2 separate regions of the Homo sapiens genome follow, and region 1 is linked to region 2. Evidence: read pairs that join two places in POLR2A ChIA-PET (ENCODE). Cell type or tissue: MCF 10A. All regions are shown on one strand.

Region 1 (8,000 bases), 58 kb after region 2:
TGGGCCTTTTTTTTTTTTTTTTTTTGAGACAGAGTCTCGCTGTTGTCGTCGCCCGGGCTGGAGTGCAATGGCAGGATCTCGGCTCACTGCAACCTCCGCCTTCCCAGGTCCAGCGATTCTCCTGCCTCATGCTCCCACAGTGCTGGGAATCCAGGCGCCACCACCACGCCCGGCCCAGGCCTACCTTGTAAGGTCTGTAATTCTTAGAGAGCAGGGGCCCTAACTCATTTCTGTACTCTTCACTGAATAAACTATCACATCATTAAAATGTCTCTTCCTCTTCCCTGGTATAAAGAACTGCTGTTTACTAAGCTTTTCAGAGGAATAGGGCCGGGTATAGTGGCTCACGCCTGTGGTTCCAGCTACTCGGGAGGCTGAGGCAGGAGGATCACTTGAGCCCAGGGGTTCAAGGCTGCAGTGAACAAAGATGGCACTACTCCACTCCAGCCTGAGCAACAGAGCAAGATTTCATTTCTTAAAAAAATTAAAAATTGGCTGGGCACGGTGGCTCACGTCTGTAATCCCAGCACTCTGGGAGGCTAGGGCGGGTGGATCACTTGAGGTCAGGAGTTCGAGATCAGCCTGTCCAACATGGCGAAACCCCATCTCTACTGAAAATACAAAAATTAGCCAGGCATGGTGGTGCACTCCTGTAATCCCAGCTACTGGGGAAGGTGAGGCAGGAGAATTGCTTGAACTTGGGAGGCAGAGATTCTGGTGAGCCAAGATGGCGCCACTGTACTCCAGCCTGGGCAACAGAGCAAGAGTCTGTCAAAAAAAAAAAAGCCGGGCATGGTGGCTCACACCTGTAATCCTAGCATTTTGGGAGGCTGAGGTGGGCGGATCACAAGGTCAGGAGATTGAGACCATCCTGGCTAACACAGTGAAACCCTGCCTCTACTAAAAATACAAAAAATTAGGCGGGCGTGGTGGTGGGCACCTGTAGTCCCAGCTACTTGGGAGGCTGAGGCAGGAGAATGGCGTGAACCCGGGAGGTGGAGCTTGCAGTGAGCCGAGATTGCGTGCCCCAGCCTGGGCAACAGAGTGAGACTCCGTCTCAAAAAAAAAAAAAAAAATTAAAAATAAAAAGACACATTACAAAACCAGTGAACTGGTTGTAGAATTTCATTCAGAAACACAAGTTGTAGCAGATGCCATGCATAAGGTTAACCTTATGTGTCAACTTGACTGGGCCATGGGGCACCTGGACAGTTAGTCCCTCATGATTCCAGGTGTGTCTGTGAGGATGTTTCTACATAAGACTAACATCTGAATTGTACTGAGTGAGGCGAGGGCCCTCCCTACTGCTGAGTGGGTCTCATCCAATCAACTGAAAACCAAAGCAGAACAAAAATGCTGAGTAAGGGGAACTCCTGCCTGTTTGAGCTGGAAGATTGGTCTTTTCCAGCCTTCAGACTCTGGCTGAAACATCAGCTCTTCCTGGGTCTTGAGTCTCAGGGCTTACATCACTGGCTCTCCTGGTGTGTGTGCATGTATGTGTCTATATACCCTCTTGGTTCTGTTTCTCTGGAGAACCCTGACTGATACACTGTGGAACACATCCAGCCCAGTCATCTAGTCACCCTGTATCTATGGTCCTATGTAGAAAAGTTTAATTTTCAGAATGATATCCCTAAGATACCAGACCCCTAAATAAATGAAGGAAGAAAACTAAGATAAATTAGAATGTCTTATAAACCTTTTTTTAAATACCAAGAAAATAAAAATATTTTTCAGAAAAGTAAATGACCCAGAATGGCCTAGTCCTTTCACAATCCAGTTAAATGAGGTCTTTATCACAATTTCTTGTAATACATAAAGACAAAGTCCAAGAAACATACATATAAAATAAAGCTGGTACATTTATATTAATGTTAGATGGAAGCAGATTTTAAGAACAAAACATTACTAAATACAGAGAATCTCTATGTAAAGATCCAAGGTTGAGCTCACATGGTAACTATAACAACTATACACTTGGATGCACCTAATAACACAGCCCCAAAATATATACAGCATAAGCTGAGAAGGAGGAACAGACAAACCCATAATCCTAACGGGGAGATCAACAAATCCTCTTCTCACTGATTTTTTTTTTTTTTTTTAAACCAAGCTGCACGTGCCTGTAGTTCTAGATACTTGGGAGGCTGAGGAATTTGAGTCCAGCCCGGGCAACATAGTAAGACCCCACACCTTTAAAACAAAAAACAGTTAAGAATAGAATAGATTTGTACAACATGATTATACAAATTGGCCTAATGAACATCCACTGAGCAATGGATTTCAAAACTAGAGTACATATGATTCGCAAGCTTACTGGCAACATTTACAAAAACTGACCATACATTTTGCCATTAAGCAGATCTTAAATTTCAAACGACTAAAATAAACCATATTCTCTGACAAGAGCTCAATACAGCTAGAAATTAATAATAAAAACAAAACTATCTTCCCCTCCAATGTAGGGAAATTATGAAACATTTCTAAATTACACAGGGATCAGTGAAGAACTTACTGAAATTAAAAAATAGTGTGACGATACAGTTCTGTGACTATCAAAACTTGTGGGATGCGGCTTACACTGTAATTAGAAGAGAATTTATGGACATACGCACATACACACACGAAAAGAAGCCTGAGATTGGCATCCATCTTTAAAACTTAGAAAAAGAGCAACAAAGTAAGTACAAAGACAGGAGAAAGAAAATTAGTGAAACAGAAATCCAAGTTCAACAAAGCCAGAAGCTGGTAGTTTGAAAATTCTTATAAAATCAACAAACATCTGGTGAGATGGATCAAGGGGGAAAAAATAAGAAATAATCACTATACATGCTTCTGACATTTAAAAAGAAGATGTTTGAGCTGGTCATATTGGCTCATGCCTGTAATCCCAGCAATTTGGTCAACCAAGGCATGTGGATCACTTGAGGTCAGGAGCTTGAGACCAGACTGGCCAACGTGGCAAAAACCTGTCTCTACTAAAAATACAAAAATTAGCCGGGAATGGTGGCACACGCCTGTGATCCCAGCTACTCAGAAGGCTGAGGCACGATAATCACTTGAGTCTGGAAGGTGGAGGTTGCAGTGAGCCAAGATTGCACCATTGCACTCCAGCCTCGATGACAGAAGGGTATTTGAGACACTCTCTCTACAAAAAATTTAAAAAAAAAGAAAAGTAGGCAGGTATGGTGGTGCATGCCTGCAGTCTTAGCTGCTCAGGAAGGTGAGGCAGGAGATCACTTGAGCTTAGGAGTTTAAGGTTACAGTGAGTTATGATCACATCACTGCCACTCCAGCCTGAGTGACAGTGACACTATGCATTAAAACAAACAAAAAAAACAAAACCCATAAAAACAAAAATCAATACTGAAAAATCCTCCCACAAAGTAAATTTCAGGTCCAGAAGGCTTCATTACCAAGTTCTACCAAATATTTAGGAAGAAATCACTCCATTAGTAAACAAACTTTCCAAAGAAAAAGAAAAGACCAGATACATTACAAATCCTTTTTTAAGGGTAGCATAACCCCAATACCAAAATCCAACAAAGACAGTCTGGGTAAGTAAAACTACAGGTCAATCTCACCCAAGAACAAAGATATAGTACAAAATTCCTATACAAAACATCAGGATGATATAATCTAACAACATAAAATGACCAATTTAGGTTTACCGCAGGAATGCAAGGTTGGTTTATAATTAAAGCTATTTTGTTAATGTGGTGAATTACATGTCAATAGATATTTAAGCATTTGATAAAATTTAAAGTTCCTTTGTGCTCACACCCACTAGGATCGCTATATCAAAAAGATAACAAATGTTGGCAAGGATGTGAGAGACTGAACACTCGAAAATCACTATGGAGAAAGTAAGATGGTGTAGCCACTATGGAAAATAGTTTGGCAATTTCTCAAAATGTTAAATATAGAATAACCTGGGCAGCCCAGACAAGTGGTTTCCCCCCACTGAAGCACACTCCCTCCATCATGGGACAAAGTGCTTCATTAAATGGGTCCTGCTCCCTATGTCACCCAACTAGGTGAGACCCTCCAACAGGGGTTGTCAGACACCCTATACAGCAGTGACCCTACTGGCATCAGGTTGGTGCCCCTCGAGATCAGAGGTCCCAGAAGAAGGAGCAGGCACCCATCTTTGCTGTTCTGCAGCCTCCTTTAGTGACACCTCCAGGCATGGGAGTGAATCAGATGAATATGGCCTGAAGTGAACCCCCAGCAAACTGCAGCAGCCCTACAGAAGAGGGACATGACTACGGCAAGGAAAACAAACGAGCAGAAAACGACAACAGCATCAACAACAACAACAACAACCACAACAAAAGCCCCCATCCAAGGGTCAGCAGCCTCAAAGACTGAAACTAGACAAACTCACGAAGATGAGAAAGAATCAACGAAAAAATGCTGAAAACCCCAAAGGCCAGAGTGCCTCTTCTCCTCCAAATGATCACAATGTCTCTCCAAAAAGGGCGCAGAACTAGACGGAGGATTGGATGGACGAGCTGACAGAAGTAGGCTTCAGAAGATGGGTAATAAAAAAAAAAACAATGATGAACTAAAGGAGCATGTTCTATCCCAATGCAAAGAAGCTAAGAACCTTGATAAAAGGTCAGAGGAATTGCTAACTAGAATAACCGGTTTAGAGAGGAACATAAATGACCTGATGAAGCTGAAAAACACAGCACCAGAACCTCATGAGTCATCCGCAAGTATTAACAGCCGAATCCACAAAGCGGAACAAAGGATATCAGAGTTTGAACACCACCTTACTGAAATAAGACATGCAGACAACAATAGAGAGAAAAGAATGAAAAGGAACGAACAAAGCCTCCAAAAAACACGGGATTTCATAAAAAGACCAAACCTACTACTGACTGGAGTACCAGAAGGAGACGGGGAGAATGGAAACAAGCTGGAAAACACACTTAAGGATATTATCCAGAACTTCCTCAACCTAGAGACAGGCCAACATGCAAATTTGGGAAATACAGAGAACCCCACTAAGACACTCCATGAGAAGATCAACCCCAAGACACATAATCATCAAATTCTCCAAGGTCGAAATGAAGGAAAAACTGTTCAGAGCAGCCAGAGAGAAAGGCCAGGTCACCTACAAAGGGAAGCCCATCAGACTAACTAATGGCAGACCTCTGCAGAAACTCTACAAGCCAGAAGAGTTTGGGGGCCAATATTCAACATTCTTAAAGAAAAGAATTTTCAACCCAGAATTTAATATCCAGCCAAACTAAGCTTCATAAGTGAAGGAGAAATAAAATCTTTTTCAGACAAGCAAATGCTGAGGGATTTTGTTACCACCAGCCCCGCCCCGGAAGAACTCTGGAAAGAAGCACTAAATATGGAAAGAAAAACCAGTACGAGCCACTGAAAAAACACACCAAAATATAGAGACCAATGACATTACAAAGAAACTGCATCTAGTGTGCAAAATAACCAGATACCATCATGATTACAGGACCGAATTCACACATAACAATATTAACCTTCAATGTAAATGGGCTGAATGCCCCAATTAAAAGACACAGACTGGCAAATTGGATAAGGAGTCAAGACCCATTGGTGTGCTGTATGCAGAAGACTCATCTTACACGCAAAGACACACACAGGCTCAGAATAACGGGATGGAGGAAACTTCAAGCAAATGGAAAGCAAACAAAAAGACAGGGGTTGCAATCCTAGTTTCTGACAAAACAGACTTTAAACCAACAAAGATCAAAGAAGACAAGAAGGGTATTACACAATGGTAAAGGGAACAATTCGACAAGAGCTAACTATCCTAAATATATATGCACCCAATACAGGAGCACCCAGATTCATAAAACAAGTTCCTACAGACCTACAACGAGACTTAGACTCCCACACAATAATAGGGGGAGACTTTAACACCCCACTGTCAATATTAGATCAACGAGACAGAAAACTAACAAGGATATTCAGGATTTGAACTCAACTCTGGATCAAGTGGACCTAGTAGACATCTACAGAACTCTCTACCTCAAATCAACAGAATATACATTCTTCTCAGTGCTACGTGGCACTTACTCTAAAATCGACCATGTAATTAACTGGAAGTCAGCAAATGCAAAAGAACTGAAATCATAACAGTCTCTCAGACCACAGTGCAAATTAGAACTCAAGATTAAGAAACTCACTCAAAACCACACAATTTCATGGAAATTGAACAACCTGCTCCTGAATGACTCCTGGACAAATAATGAAATTAAGGCAGAAATCAAGAATTTCTTTGAAACCAATGAGAACAAAGAGACAATGTAGCAGAATCTCTGGGACACAGCTAAAGCAGTGTTAAGAGGGAAATTTATAGCATTAAATGCCCATATCAGAAAGCTAGAAAGATCTCAATTAAAAGACCCAGAGATGTAATTAACATCACAATTAAAAGACCCAGAGAGGCAAGAGAGCAAACTAACCCCAAAGCTAACAGAAAACAAGAAATAACTAAGATCAGACAAGAATTAAAGGACATAGAGACACGAAAAACCCTCCCCCCCAAAAAATATCAACAAATCCAGGAGCTGGTTTTGTGAAAAAATTAACAAAATAGACAGAATGCTAGCTAGACTAATAAAGAAGAGAGAGAAGAATCAAATAGACACCAAATAATAATAATGATAATAATAAAGATGCTATCACAACTGACCCCACAGAAATACAAACTACCATCAGAGAATACTATAAACACCTCTACACAAATAAACTAGAAAATCTAGAAGAAATGGATAAATTCCTGGGTGCATACACCCTCCCAAGACTAAACCAGGAAGAAGTCGAATCCCTGACTAGACCAATAACAAGCTCTGAAAATGAGGCAGTAACAACCTACCAACCAAAAGAAGCCCAGGACCAGACGGACTCACAGCTGAATTCCACCAGAAATACAAAGAGGAGCTGGCACCATTCCTTCTGAAACTATTCCAAACAATTGAAAAGGAGGGACTCCTCCCTAACTCATTTTATGAGGCCAACATCATCCTGATACCAAAACTGGGAAGAGACAACAAAAAAGAAAACTTCAGGCCAACATCCCTGATGAACATCAATGTGAAAATCCTCAATAAAATACTGGCAAACCGAATCCAGCAGCACATCAAAAAGCTTATCCACCACGATCAAGTGGCTTCATCCCTGGGATGCAAGGCTGGTTCAACATACGCAAATCAACAAGCATAATCTATCACATAAACAGAACCAAAGACAAAAACCACATGATCATCTCAACAGATGCAGAAAAGGCCTTTGATAAAATTCAACATCCCTGCATGTTAAAAACTCTCAATAAGCTAGGTATTAATGGAACGTATCTCAAAATATTAAGAGTTATTTAAGACAAACCCACAGCGAATACCATATTGAATGGGCAAAAGCTGGAAGCATTCTCTTTGAAAACTGGTACAAGATAATAAGGATGTCCTCTCTCACCACTCCTATTCAACATAGTATTGGAAGTTCTGGCCAGGGCAATTAGGCAAGAGAAAGAAATAAAGAGTATTCAAATAGGAAGAGAGGAAGTCAAGTTGTCTCTGTTTGCAGATGACATGATTTTATATTTAGAAAACCCCATCAACTCAGCCCAAAAACTTGTTGAACTGATAAGCAACTTCAGCAAAGTCCGAGAATACAAAATCAATGTGATTTTAATAGGCAAGCAGAGAGCCAAATCATGAATGAACTCCCATTCAAAATCACTAGAGAATAAAATACCTAGGAATACAGCTAACAAGGGATGTGAAGGACCTCTTCAAAGAGAACTACAAACCACTGTTGAAGAAAATAAGAGAGGGGCCGGGTGCAGTGGCTCACGCCTGTAATCCCAGCACTTTGGGAGGCTGAGGCAGGCAGATTACCTGAGGTCAGGAGTTTGAGACCAGCCTGGCCAACGTGGTTAAACCCCATCTCTACTAAAAATACACAAATTAGCCGGGCGTGGTGGCACAAGCCTGTAATCCCAG
Region 2 (8,000 bases):
TACAGAACCCCATTGAGAAAGGCTGCTTGCAGGTTCTTACCCTCCAGGGGTGTTATCACAGAAACCGATGGTGTGTTGCTCTGCAAGAAAACAGACATCCAAATGCTTTGAGTAATACTTGTTTTTTAGATTGGACAAAATTGTCACTAAAAATAACCTCTTTGGCCGGGTGTGGTGGCTTACGTCTCTAATCCCAGCACTTTGGGAGGCCGAGGCAGGTGGATTGCTTGAGGTCAGGAGTTCGAGACCAGCCTGGCCAAGATGGTAATACCCCGTCTCTACTAAAAATACAAAAAATTAGCTGGGCATGGTGGCGTGCACCTGTAATCCCAGCTACTCAAGAGGCTGAGGCAGGAGAATTGCTTGAACCTGACAGGCAGAGGTTGCTGTGAGCTGAGATCATGCCACTGCACTCCAGCCTGGGCGACACAGCAAGATTCTGTCTCAAAAAAAAACAAACAAAAAAACCCCCAAACACCATAACCTCTCTATAGGGCTTATTATTCAGGATGTAAGTAATGAACTGGCATCAAAGTCCATTAGAGATATGTGTTACATGTCAATAAAAAGTCAACAGTTCATTAAAGGCAATGAACCTAGATTTTATTTAGTTTATTAGTAATTCATGTTATTGTTTACTGAATGGGAATACTAAACAGGCTGTGCAGGAAAAGTGCAGCATAGATACAAAGCCAGCCCCGGGTCCTTGTGCTCCTCGCTTACTGCCAGCATGTGTCCAGGGACAGAGTTTGCCTGGTACCTGCAGGGGAGTGAAACCAACCAAGGAAACACCGGGTTATTCTGTCTAGCGTATGGTGCCCATGCATGTAGAAGACGTGAGCCCTTTTCCTAGTGTATGAAGTGGTGCCATTCATTTCAACTGTCTCAGATGTCCGGTTAACTTTTTCATGAACTGAGACTTTAATTAGACTTTGTACTTTGTTTGAATTTCTATTTTATTCGATAATAGTTCTGGCCGGGTGTGGTAGCTCACACCTGTAATCCCAGCACTTTGGGAGGCTGAGGCAGGTGGATCACCTGAGGTCAGGAGATCAAGACCAGTCTGGCCAACATGGTGAAACCCCATCTCTACTAATAATACAAAAATTAGTCGGGTGTGGTGGTGCATGCCTGTAATCTCAGCTACTCGGGATGAGGCAGGAGAATCACTTGAACCTGGGAGGCGGAGGTTGCAGTGAGCTGAGATTGCGCCACTGCACTCCAGCCTGGGTGACAGAAGGAGACTCCATCTCAAAAAAAAAAAAAAAAAAAAAAGTTCTGACAGAGTAGTTGTATATTTGTGATTTTGAGTAAAGCTTCATCCTGTTTTTCACTGATCTGAGTTAAAATGCTCTTTTTATTTCAAAGAATGGAAAATACATCTCACATATTGCTAAGGTGTAAATATGTGGACACCATATCATTTACCTTATTTCTTTAAACTTGTATTTGTAGTTGAGAGGAGCAGGCAGGCCCTGCGCCATTTTTCTGGCCCACAGAACATTCTTCTGGGGCACCTGCCATAGGTGAGGTTGTTGAGTGATCAAGTGTTCAGCAGTAAGCTAGGTCAGATTCACCTGTAGTCACTAAGGTTTGTAGTTACCAGGAAGCCTGCACTTAACATTTGCTCTGGTCACCTAATTTTTTTTTTTTTTGAGAGGGAGTCTCACTTCGTCACCCAGGCTGGAGTGCAGTGGTGCAATCTTCACTCACTGCAACCTCCGCCTCCTCGATTCAAGTGATTCTCCTGCCTCAGACTCCCGAGTAGCTGGGATTACAGGTGCGTGCCACCATGTCCAGCTAATTTTTTTGTATTTTTAGTAGAGATGGGGTTTCACCATGTTGGCCAGGCTGGTCTCAAACTCCTGACCTCAAGTGATCCGCCCACCTCCACCTCCCAAAGTGCTGGGATTACAGGTGTGAGCCACTGCGGCTGGCCAGGTTACCTTCTATTAAAGCAGCCCTTTGCTGGCAATCATACTGAAACTGGTTGTTTTGAAATATTTGTGTAAATGTTATACCTAAAAAATACATGACCCTAGACACTCAGAATACCAAAATTCACATTAAGTGGCTAGTAATGTTTTATTAGCTCCTATCTCAGGAGATAGCACATGATAAAAAGAAGTAATGGTGTCTTGTCTCTTCAGATTTGGGTTTTATAAACCTGAGCCAAACCACATATGACACCCAATGTGCACTGAGCACTTCTGACATGCTAGGCACTGTCCCAAGTGCATTCTCCTGTCGCCTTGTCCATGATCCTCTGGATTCCACCTCACCGCATCCTGTCTCACTGGCTCTGGTTCCAGGCAGGTGGGTGAGATGGAGTATGAGTGCAGGAGTGGCAAGTCATTCCCTGGGCAGCGCTGCTCTAGTGCTATGGGGACAGGACAGTTTTCAGCCACACCTTTCAGAATCTCAGCCCTTGAGAAAAGCTTCATGATCCCTTCTCCCATTTCTTGCTTTTCTCAGTTGTGACATGTTTTACTGATGATCTTTGTTCATTAGGTGTATCTGGTGTTTGTCTAAAAATTGGAAATCCTCAGTATAGTGATACTAGTAATGTTGGTCCTGACTTAGCAGGGCTGAGTCTAACTTGATTGGGCACCTCTTGAATGGAAGGATCCATTTTTCTCATGTTCATCCTCTGCTTTGGGTTCAGTGGAGAGTCTAGGTGCATGTTCAATAAGACTCGTATCAGGTGTCTTAACCACATGACTGCAGCGGGTCTTGGCGTGGCCCCACCCACCTCGCCCTCCTGACAGATGCGAGAGCGGGAGGTGCGAAGAAAGAATCAGTCCAGATTGTGAAAAAAGTCTGAGATTGGGCAACCATGGATGACTTATGTGTGGAACACATTTCCAAAGGAAGAAGTTTCTGCCACGAAACTTTTCAGCAACCTGTGTTCATTCACATGAGGAGATTTTTTTTCCTTTCTTTTCCTTTTGTTGTTCTTTTTCTTTTTTTTTCCTTTTTTTCTTTTCTTTTTTTTTTCTTTCTTTTTTTTTTTTTTTTTTTTTTTTTAAATAATAGAGAGACACAATCACTGACAAAACGGCCAGAACAAGCTCTTACAAGGCCATGGAGGCAGCCTCCTCGCTCAAGAGCCAGGCAGGTAATGTGGTCAGCGCCCTTTCCTTCTTGGCTTCTGGGTGCCCAGGCTGGGCTGGGTGGGTGGGCTGAGAGTGTGAAAGGGGAAGGCTGGGGCTGGTGAAGGGGAACAGGGCAGGGGAGGAATCCACAATTAAGCTAGGAGTGAAAAAGAAGGAAAGGAGGTTCTCCTGTGGTTGAAAACTAAACTGTTTTAATGTGTATGTTATTTTGAAGGGTTTGGCTAAATTTTATTGAAGTTACTTTTTACTTGGCTCTATTATTTGCAATTTAAAATTTTACTAGAAAAGTGATTTCAACCAGAAGTTTTCAGGTTTCTTACTTGATGGTGCCAGTTGCTACTGTAAATTCTGTCACCCTTCAGTACCCTGACCCTCTGCATGTAAGCTAACAGTAAGGGCTCGTTATTTATATTTCACATGCTAAAGAAACTAGCTTAAAACCTTTATGAAAAATAATTGTCAAAAAAATAAGAGGGGAAATTACACTTCCTTTTACCTTTTAGTTATCTTTTTGAAATACCTGTTTGATCCCTTATTGAAGAAGTCATACCTTCTCCAACTCTTAATTAAAAGGAAAACAAAACCCTGGGGAGGAGAGTGGCAATGGCTCTGTTTTTCTTGTTTTGCATGAGGTGCTTGACTGGCTTTTAAAAATCAGTTAAACAGACTTTAAAAAAAAAAAAAGACATGAGCAATTGGACATTTGAACGCTAGCTGATGATATAAGAGCATTGTTACTTTTAAGTGTGGGAGTAGCATTGTGGTTATATGTAAGACTTTATGTTTAGAGATTTGTGCTAAACTTCTTATGGATGAAATGATATGTCTGGGATTTGCTTCAGAATAATCTGGCAGGGGGACGTGGAACCAGGTATGGATAGAGCCACGCTGGCCCCAGGTTGATGTTTTTGGGGGCCAAGTAGCGAGGACATGGGGTTCATTGTACAGTTTGTCTGCTTTTGTTTATGTTCAGATTTTTCCATGATAGAAAGTTAAGCCAGAAGGACAAAGGAATTCAGAAGATTCATCTTTAGAACTTCACTTATTTGAGGGGTAATTTTTAAGCAGTAAAAAGATCAAGGGTTTATGATTTGAAACTTTACAAACCAAAATTATTTTACAGCAACGAAAAATCTGTCTGATGCATGTAAACCACTGAAGAAGCGAAATCGGGCTTCCACGGCAGCATCTTCAGCTCTTGGGTTTAGCAAAAGTTCATCTCCTTCTGCATCCTTAACTGAGAATGAGGTAAAATAATAATAATAACGATAACCATGGCATTGGTATGAAGGCCATTTAGCTGCCCACGCTGCAGTGTGAGTAATGCTCAGACTTCATAAGCGCAGCATTGGTGCTCACTGCCAGTGCAGATGTTTTAGGGCCTCTTGGCTAACTCAGATTCATGAAATGGACAAACAGTGCACTATGTTAGTTTATTTGAGCACTTTTTATACACACGCACACAGTGTCTGTGTACATGTACAGATATACTTCAGTCTTGATGCAGTTTCATAGTTCTTAAAATCTGTCTGAAGAATGTTGTGTTCTGTGTAGCCCTCACACTGTAAGAGTTCACATGGAAGTAAGTCTGCGTTGGTTCTGAAAGGGCACAGTGTCAGTTGAGCTGACATATACTGGGTGGGGTGGAAGGCGACTCACACACCACACCTGATTCCTGTTGCTTCCAGACCTAGGCTCATGGAGGAAGCCAAAGATTTCTTTGTTCTCATGCATTTCATGGCTTTGGTCCTTTAAATTCTGGCACATTTTTAGTTACTTGAGTGTTGAGGTGAGTCAGAACTACCATTGTAATATGACTCCTGTGTTCTGGACTTGCAGAGTACATGATAGCAAAATAAAGCCATTTGGGGCTGCTGCCTGCCATCATTGTAACATGACACTTAGACTTTATTATCAAACCTAAATTTTTTGCCGTTGCCAAAAACAACAAATAGCCACAGAACGTAGGTGTGACACTTTTTTGTTCGGAGGTAGTTTTGGTTTCCTGATTTTTAGGGATTACCTTCATAGAGCTTTGGAGTTTTAATTTCTTGTTATTTGGTTCTCCGTGATGCTGTTTTTCTCATTGTAGACATGGGTCCTGTTTTTGTCATGTTTATGAGGAGATGATAACTGGGGGCCCTTTTGGAACAGGGTAGTGAGGCAAGGGTTGGACAGGCCCCTTACTCTTGCTGAGTCAGAAGGCGGCACTTCTGGCCAGGTCTCTGCCATGGTCCCCAGGAAGGATGGGGTGTGCCTCAGTTGTTTCCACTCATTAGAGGAGTGTAGGCCTTCCAGTGCAGGAAGGTCAGGGACCTAGGCAACCTGGGCGGGGCTCATAGAGCTCTGCGGCTTGCCACTCTGAATCCTCAGCGACCACTCCTCCGAGTGGGATTTTCTGCAGGGACTCAAACCAACTCAGTGGTGGTCGAGACCTGTTCACGGATGGTGGGACTGGGGCTGCTTTACAGTTTGATACGTGTAGATAATTAAGCATTTTGTGATGTTTGGACACACTGGAGAAAAGGCAGTAAGAATTATTTACTGAAACATCTAGGAGCTTACTGAAATATGAAAAGGCAAATTTTATACAAATTATTTTTCCTTTTTCCTTTCTTTCTTGTCCAAGTTCAGGTTAAAATCTTAGAAAATTAAATGAAAGGTCATTTACAGTTCCAAAGAAGAATATTAAACATTTTTCACTTAAGTTGAGATTTTTGCTTTAAAGAGCTTTTAATGAGTTTTTCTGTTATCATAATTTTGGTCCGGTTATTCACTTGAGTTGTTGCTTATACTGTTGTCAGGTACAGTAGAGAGAACATGGAGCCTGCTGAGATCTTCTCTGTTATTCCTGATCCTAAGTCATGTATATCGAAGGCTTTGATTTAGAGTAATGCATGAGGCCAGTGTAGCGGGGTCGAGGCCTGCCCATGAGTCAGGGGAGCTCAGTCTCCCTGGCCTAGGCAGTTGTCCTGACCTTGAGAAGACATAGATGAAGCATTTTATCATCATTAGACTTAAATTTTAATTCTTCAGAATGTCAGAAGTTGATAGGTTGTTAAATACATTTATATAATACATTAAATATGTGAAATTAATACACCTTCCTACATTTTGAAGGTGATGCATAGATCCCATAGTGTGCATCATGTTCCTTATATGAAAACGTTTAAATTACTGGGTCTTTTCCATTAAACTACTTTTGTATGGCTTAGATAAATCTTCCATTAGTGTTCATTTTTATAGAATTATGCTGTTAAAACTACTTTAGGTGAACAAATAAACTTGTCTATTATATATTAACGCGACTGAACTACAGTAAATGTTTGTGATGTTTCCAATGCTGAATGCCTGTTAGCATATGAGGCAAAGTGTAGTGTTATAAAAAACAGCCTGTTGACTGCTGGGCCCGATTCTGATATGAGTTAGGTGACCATGAGAATTGCTGTTTGAGGTCCACACTGACACACACCCATTGGGTCACACCCCCTTTGCATGTTTGTATTTCCTCCCTTTCATCACATTTGTTTGAAATAAGGTACTTTTATAGGGTTGGTATTTCAGAACACTTTAGGTCATGTTGTAGTTTAAATTCTTCTTGAAAAAGGTATATGTGATAAATAAAAATTTTTATTGGAATAATTATTACATGGTACTACATCACCCTGAGGAAGAGAATAAATTAAAATTACACACTTGCATGACAAAGGCCTGTGAAGGAATTAATGTGATTTAAGTGTTTTGTAACTTCATTTTTTATTCCTTTAGTAGAGCAAATTCTTATTTTTTTCGCCTTCACTGGTAACAGCTTTTGTGGGAGCCCACACCAGTCAAGTTGGATTTGAACCCAGCTGCTCTGTACTGCACTTAGAATGATGTAATATTCCAGGATGCTGCTGCAGGTGGCGTATCATCGTACACACTCAGTGACATTTCTATCACAATCATTTTATGGAAGATGTGTGATAATCTGTTTTTACTGGTATTAATAAACACATACAATGAAGAAAACAGATAACAAATTTTAAGACCAAGGTAAGATAACTAATCAAGGCCATTTAATCCGTCACATTCATCTCATAATAGAAACACGTTCATATTCCAGTGGTCAATGTAGATTTCAAGTTGAAAGGCAGTCCCTTTAGTTGGGGGCTGTCCAGAGCTGCAGCAGGGCTTTGCACGGAAGGGGTGGCCCTGTTAGAGTTGCTTCTCCTCTAGTTTGTAACTTACTGGACTTTTGTGGAAAATATCAGCGTCGCTACCCTCAGAAACAAACTAACAGCACACGTTAGGAGGAGTCCTCATCAGCTGTTCTCATTGCCAGTGAGATATATTCAGTATTGTAGATACTACACTAATTTCCAACATAAGAGGCAGGAAGAGTTTTGATTCTATCCTTTTTTACTAAACAGTTTTATTATGACACTAGATACAGTAAATTTTTAGAAAAAAATACCATTTACAGTATTATTGTGAACCATTTAACCCTTTTGATCCAAGGCCCCGGACCAAGGGGATACTGTAATCAGGTTATGTACACCAACCTCTGCATCAGTTGCTTCTATAGAGCATCAGCCCTCATGTTTCATTGTCTTAATGTCGGGGAGCAGCCTGGTGTCCTGCCCCAGGTGTCCGCATTTTTGCATGGTAAGGAAAAGGCTTACTTGCCCTTCAGCTCATAAAAGCAGAAGGTGTGCTATTCACAGTACCATGCGAGTAGCCCACAGTTAATTCCCGGCAGATTCTTTGGCTGTGTTTTATCTTTAATGAACGTTTCTGACTAATATTTTGTTGTAAACCATTAAGTAATGTAACGCATGTAAGATGCTTAGGGTGCCTGGCCAGGACTCCGTGGTTTCCTGTTGTGACAGTAATAATGGTTAT

The links. ChIA-PET counts read pairs that join two places held together with the same protein. Peaks named below come from ENCODE experiments on the same cell type or tissue, not always from the same donor. Only the 100,000 strongest peaks of a DNase experiment are listed, where the experiment ranks them.
Region 1: POLR2A ChIA-PET joins it to region 2 with 6 read pairs; 3 of 35 experiments call an interaction of 5 or more read pairs at or near these places.

Annotation. Positions count from the first base shown.
Region 1 is chr4:1,993,790-2,001,789 of GRCh38, forward strand. All of the region lies in intron 1 of NELFA (negative elongation factor complex member A), which reads right to left. Among named protein-coding and RNA genes, the nearest start is that of NELFA, 11 kb to the right of the region's middle. RefSeq lists an enhancer at 4,231-4,730. In MCF 10A, no CTCF peak of the experiment used is centred here; no DNase peak of the experiment used is centred here.
Region 2 is chr4:1,935,415-1,943,414 of GRCh38, forward strand. NSD2 (nuclear receptor binding SET domain protein 2) reads left to right here. Exons shown (of 22, transcript NM_001042424.3): 8 at 3,037-3,118; 9 at 4,240-4,364. Among named protein-coding and RNA genes, the nearest start is that of MIR943, 47 kb to the right of the region's middle. In MCF 10A, no CTCF peak of the experiment used is centred here; DNase peaks (open chromatin) are centred at 2,797, 4,457 and 4,927.